Linked DNA regions of Homo sapiens: region 2 is linked to region 1. Evidence: chromatin loops called from intact Hi-C (ENCODE). Cell type or tissue: MCF 10A. All regions are shown on one strand. Links, peaks and the distances in the headings refer to the core of each region. The heading gives the core; the rest is flanking DNA. Region 1 holds the start of MIR6732 (microRNA 6732). Region 2 overlaps SNIP1 (Smad nuclear interacting protein 1).

Region 1 (2,906 bases), core at 163-2,662:
CCAGCGGGAGCTCAGTGCCTGCGAATCCCTGCTCATTCCCTGCGATCAGGGTCTGTGCCTGCCTTCGTACCTGCCTGAGCATTGACGTACAGGGTAGTGATAAGCATAGGCCCTGGGCTTGCGTCTCTCTTCCACCGTTAACTGCTGTGTGACCCTGGTGACTAAGCTGCCTTCTCTGGACCACAGTTTTCATCTGAAAAACAGGGAAGGAGTTGATGATGGTATAGTGCCCTCCTCACAAGCTTGCTGATGATTCAGTGTTAGACACTTATAACAGGGCCTGGTTCACAGCTCTCAGCAAATGGGAACTTTTATTATAAGCAGGCTGGCAGATGTGGCAGAGGGACCGGGAAGGATGAGTGCTGCCCTGGGCTGGACTTTGTCTCCCCTACAATTTAGAGACCTTCAGACCCTGGTGCCCCAGTCTTGCCCCCAAATAGCCTCCATGGCCCCCAGCTGCCCCACCTCCCTCCCTAGCTTCTCTTAGGGCTCCAGCTATCACCCCTTACCTCCCCCACTCCCATTAAAGACACCCACAGGATGTGGTTGGCCCTGGACTTGCCTCTTTTGCGTAACATTTATTCTGTTTTATTTGCCAAATACGAGAGTCTAAGCTGTTCACTGAGGGGGCAGTGAGACGTGGGGCTGCTGGTCCTAGGAGCTCTTCCATGACACCTAGTGTTACCTGGGAGCCCCAAGCCCCAGTCCCCCATCCCTCAGGAAATCCAGTTGGAACCCCTACTTTGCAGGGCCATCTTTGGCCTGAAGCCACCAGGAAAGCTGTCCCACTGACTGACCCCTCTTAAGGAAGCTGCAGACTGCTGGGCCCATTTTCAGATAGAGGAACGGAGAGCTGCGGCAGCCCAGGAGCCCTGCCAGGCTTCCTTCTGGGTGCAGCCACCTGTGGGTGGGGCGCGGCCTCGTCTGAGACCAAGGCAGGGCCCATGCCTTACTCAGCTGTCCTTGCTAAGAGTCCCCTAGCATCTTCCTGATGGTCTTTCTGCCTTGGGGTGAAGAGGCATTTGGGGGAATTGCCATCTTGGGAGGAAAAGCAGTATCCTTTCACTTTCAGACTGAAAGGCTCCTGGGGAACTTGCTTCACTCCGGCGCTTTCTGTCCCATGCTGAAGGCTGGAGTCGCCAGCCCCTTCCCCTTTGCCTTTCTCAGGCCCCAGTCCCTGAGGTGTGTGTGAGGACTGAACTTTAATCCGGAACAATCTGGTTTCTCCTCGGTCAGCCCAGCCGGTGCTTCCCCCGCCCCCACCCACGCTGCAAGAGGCGAGGGAGGGGTGGTGACTCAGTGTGCATGTGTACATCTGTCCCTGTGGTCCCGGCAGCTCGCCGGGTGGGGCAGGAACCAGAAGTCTCGCGGCACCTTTCCCCCACCCCCAGGTGTGTTGCAAGTGGCCTGGCCCTCCCCCACCGTGGGGAGCAGTGCTGCCAGCTTCCTGGGCGCTTCCTCACTTTCAGGAGATGGAGCCTCAGGGAAAGTCCCAGCGGGGCCTGGCCATCCTGGAGCTGTGGGAACTGGCACTGGGAATGGAGGCCTTGGCCTTGGGCCCCACCTGCAGAGGGCCAGGGCCTGAGCCCTGGGGAAAGGGGAAGGGGCTGGTGACTCCAAAGGGGAAGGGACTGCTCACTACCACCACCAAAGCCAGGGCAGGGGTGGGGTGTGACCACCTCCCTCCTCCTGCTCAGGCCTAGGGGGTGGCAGGCTGGCCATCAGTGTGGGCTAACCCTGTCCTCTCCCTCCCAGCCATGGGAACAAGGAGGTCTTCTCCTGCCGGGGCATCCTGCTGGCAGTGAACTGGTTTCTGGAGCGGGGCCACACAGACATCACAGTGTTTGTGCCATCCTGGAGGAAGGAGCAGCCTCGGCCCGACGTGCCCATCACAGGTGAGTGGTGCCTCTGGAGGTGGGATGGTCTTACTGCCCCAGCAGCCCTGGTTCTCCCCAAGAGAGACCCTCTGGGAGTGACCTACAACTTCTAGAACTCAAGCAGGGACCAGCATTTCTTTTCTCAGTTTTTTCTGTCCTTAGCAACCTGCTCTGAATGGTGGTCATTGGAGGTCACCTTGTCCAGTCTTCTGCCTCAGATCTGGAGCCCCTCCCTCATCCTACTGGTGGGCAGGTCGCTCTTTCAACATCCCCAGTGGCAGAAGCGCAGTATCACATAGTGGTTAAGCCTGTGGGCTCTGAGTCGAGACAGCCAGAGTTGGAATCCTGGCTCTGTCCCCTCTTGGCGCCCTGGCCTGGACAGGGACCCCTCTTAGCCCTGCTCTGAGCCACATGCTCCTCATCTGAAACATGGGGTCGGTGTCAGCAGGGGGTGTTGACAGCATTGCCTTCCTCGTGAGGTCATATAAGTTAACACACGGTAAGTGCTGAGAAGAGTACCTGGCACATGGTAGATGCTCAGTGTATGTTAGCTGTTACCACTGTTCTTGCAAGAGCCCCCAGCCTTTGGAGGTAAAAACTGAATCAGTTTCTCTAGAAGTCTTGAGATCTGGGGGCAGCCTGTCTGGGACTGTAGGCTCCAGGAAGAGGGGCCCTTTCCACTTGCACACTTCTGTGTCCCTGTGGTCCCAGCAGCTCCCCAGGTGGGGCATGGTGAGTGGCCTGACCTTTTCCCACCATGGGATTTAGCGACCTTGTCCTGGCAATGCAAGGGACAGAGCCAAGATACTTCTCCCACCCCAGAGCAAGCTGCGGCTCATTCACGGACCCCTCAGAACAGGCTGGATGAAAGCCAAAGCCAAGACCACATCTGGCTTGAACAGGCCTGATGTCCAGAAGGAGAAAAGGAACAAGGCCAGCTCTGTGCTTGGAGCCTCTGCCATGCAGGCCCTGCCGCCTGTGTTCAGATGTTCTTGGTCTTCAGGCAGCAAACTGTGCCACGCCAAGGGA
Region 2 (2,906 bases), core at 314-2,813, 58 kb after region 1:
CCTGCCTCAGCCTCCCGAGTAGCTGGGATTAAAACAGGCATGTGCCACCACGCCCAGCTAATTTTTGTATTTTTAGTAGAGATGGGGTTTCACCATGTTGGCCAGGTTGGTCTTGAACTCCTGACCTCAGATGATCTGCCCACCTCAGCCTCCGAAAGTGTTGGGATTACAGGCATGAGCCACTGTGCCCATGCCCGGCCCAACTTACGTTTCATCTAATGACCTTATTAAGTGTTCACTTTTCAAAGGATCTTTTAACTTCTTCTGAATGAACATTAGTCAGCTGCCCCTCCCACTAGCCAATCTTTAGCCCTGAGCACACATGGGTATAAAAACAATGGAAAACAATCAAATTTAATAGTATCCTAAGTCTCAACCCAAGAGGAACAATTAGTAGTAACACTGATTGAGCTGCTTCACCACCTTTCCCCACAACCCACCTCCATGTCACCATCTGCTATTCCACTGACTTGGAGGCCAACGATATAACCTGCCCCACAACACTCTAAAACAGCTACCTACTTTTATCTCAAAAGTACTGACAGAAGGCTCCATTAGCAGCAAACAGACCTATGAACACAAGGTCCTCTACGCTAGGAAAGCATTACTCTTTGAAATGGGGCTATATTTACAAATTTTATTTTTTTATCCCAAAAATACATATAAATGAAAACCTGCTCTTCAAATGCAGGGAGGCCTTTGCCTAACATTGTCATATGAAAATCAGTATCAGCTCTTTAACACACAATTTACATATATACATACATACACACTATATGTAAGCAGCAAATACTTTGCTACTTACACATATTCCTCTGGTGGAAAACTAGGACACTGGGAAATTCCCCTGCTTTCCAACCTTGGGAAGGTAAATACAACCTCTCTCAACAACTTTTTAAAGGATGAAATGTGTAGAAACATGTAAACAACACAACCTGCTTTAGATCTATACATGTTATTAGAATAAAGAAAGAACGCTGTCACATCAGTGACAGTTTATTTCTCAAAGAAAAAAAGAGATAACATTTGAATAAAAATGCAAAACTGAAGTACAGTTAATATGATCAAAATTGTTGTGTACATGCTCCATGGAGAAATCAGGAATTCTTTCACAAAGAACAGATCCACAGCCAATTTCAGTCACTTGTGATGCTGAATCAGCACCCACTGGTAGCAACCAGGATCCTTCTGTACAGTCACGGGCTTGAGCAGGTGCCATAAAGCATCTGTTTAAGTTAAACAGTCAATAATGTTTACTGACTGCAGTACATTCCCACCCCCCAAAAAAATAAGTGCAAAATCAACTTCTAAGCTCAAGAGCTCAAACAAGTCAAAGCTTTGGTATATACTGGAGGTTGTTTTGGTGATAACCAAAGCCTAGTAAGATTCTCTGCTCAGGGGTTCGCCCCAAAAGAAAAACACCTGGTCCACAAAGCTTAACACCTATATAAATAAAGTAACTGTACAAAGAGAACAAGCCATGATTTCCCCTTAACCAAGGGTTTATAGTTTCCTAGGCAGCAGTTCTGAAAGCACCAACTAAAACCACAACACTTCTACTAAAACACGGTGTGTTGTAATTGGTGAGACTGTTCTGAAAACAAATGCCTGCAGGCATGTGGCCAAGGTGCCACAGAAAAAGTTTAACAAACATTAGTCAGTGTATTCAAATGGTAACACAATCTGGTCAGCAACAGAGGAAAGACTTAAGGCAGTAAGAGGCATTACAGAGAGCACCATAGTGCTGGACCCACCACCATAGTGCTCTCTGAGTCAATCAAAGACTTCCAAGAAGGAAACCGTGTATCAATAGTTTGGGTTCTTAGTTTGCTAGCTGTCAGACACTTCTTCCTCCTCCTCCTCATCCTCGTCATCTTTCCTGTCTATTTCAGAAGTGTCCGACGACTCATGGAGCAAGACGTATTCTCTGCTACTGAATCCAAATTTGAGTACATCCTTTTCTTTTAGTTCATAGTATCTCTGTGGCTCAATACGTTTGTTGTTTAAGAAGGTTCCATTGCCTGAGCCAAGGTCAATGATGTAGGGCTTCACTCTTCGGCCAACTGTGCCATCAGCACGGGTATATTCCACAAGCCTAGCAGAAAAAAAGGAGAAACCTGTGAGCAAACTTCTGCCTCAGATCATCCAGCTTCTCTAAAGCTCTTTGCTAAGATAGCCTAGATGACGTAAATAACCTGGCTTGAGCACAATTCAAGTTAAAATTCTAGGGAATCAAAGAAATCAAGGGGAAAGCATGGCCCTGGGAAGGAAAATTGGAAGTTTAAATATACTTAGAAAAGGTGAGAATGGACCGGGCGCGGTGGCTCACGCCTGTAATCCCAGCACTTTGGGAGGCCGAGACGGGCGGATCACGAGGTCAGGAGATGGAGACCATCCTGGCTAACATGGTGAAACCCCGTCTCTACTAAAAATACAAAAAAATTAGGCAGGTATGGTGGCGGGCGCCTGTGGAGCCAGCTACTTGGGAGGTTGAGGCACGAGAATGGCGTGAACCCAGGAGGCAGAGGTTGCAGTGAGCCGAGATCACGCCACTGCACTCCAGCCTGGGCAACAGAGCGAGACTCTGTCTCAAAAAAAAAAAAAAAAAAAAAGGTGAGAATGAGTTGCTGGAAGGTGGGGAGAATCCATGGTAGATCAAAAGGTGGAAATGCAGAATCCAATGTCTCTTGCTGTGGTTAAGAAAATACATTTTTTTCTGTTGTTTATAATCAACATAATGTTTCTTTAACCTATATTTCAATATATTTTAGTTCCTGTCCAAATGGGAAAAAACAGTGCACTTGGACTTCAGAGTCAAGGGAGCTATATTTGAGCCAGAGTTCTACTATGGCAGGGGTCCCCAGCTCCTGGGCCATGGACTGGTACCAGTCCGTGGCCTGTTAGGA

Evidence for each region. A loop is a pair of places that touch in the nucleus more often than their neighbours do. Peaks named below come from ENCODE experiments on the same cell type or tissue, not always from the same donor. Only the 100,000 strongest peaks of a DNase experiment are listed, where the experiment ranks them.
Region 2: a loop joins it to region 1, with 1.9 times the contacts of the local background. A loop is called at or near these places in 5 of 110 quality-filtered maps.

What each region holds. Positions count from the first base shown.
Region 1 is chr1:37,478,535-37,481,440 of GRCh38, forward strand. ZC3H12A (zinc finger CCCH-type containing 12A) reads left to right here. Exons shown (of 6, transcript NM_025079.3): 3 at 1,756-1,895. It overlaps MIR6732 (microRNA 6732), which reads left to right and starts at 1,696; the gene lies at 1,696-1,755. RefSeq lists enhancers at 391-1,217, 841-1,380, 1,154-1,448, 1,218-2,044. In MCF 10A, for the core only: no CTCF peak of the experiment used is centred there; DNase peaks (open chromatin) are centred at 197, 567 and 1,367.
Region 2 is chr1:37,535,918-37,538,823 of GRCh38, forward strand. It overlaps SNIP1 (Smad nuclear interacting protein 1), which reads right to left. Exons shown (of 4, transcript NM_024700.4): 4 at 1-2,095. The coding sequence ends at 1,831. LOC105378649 (a long non-coding RNA gene) reads left to right here. Exons shown (of 3, transcript XR_947190.3): 3 at 2,772-2,819. Among named protein-coding and RNA genes, the nearest start is that of SNIP1, 17 kb to the right of the region's middle. In MCF 10A, for the core only: no CTCF peak of the experiment used is centred there; a DNase peak (open chromatin) is centred at 1,614.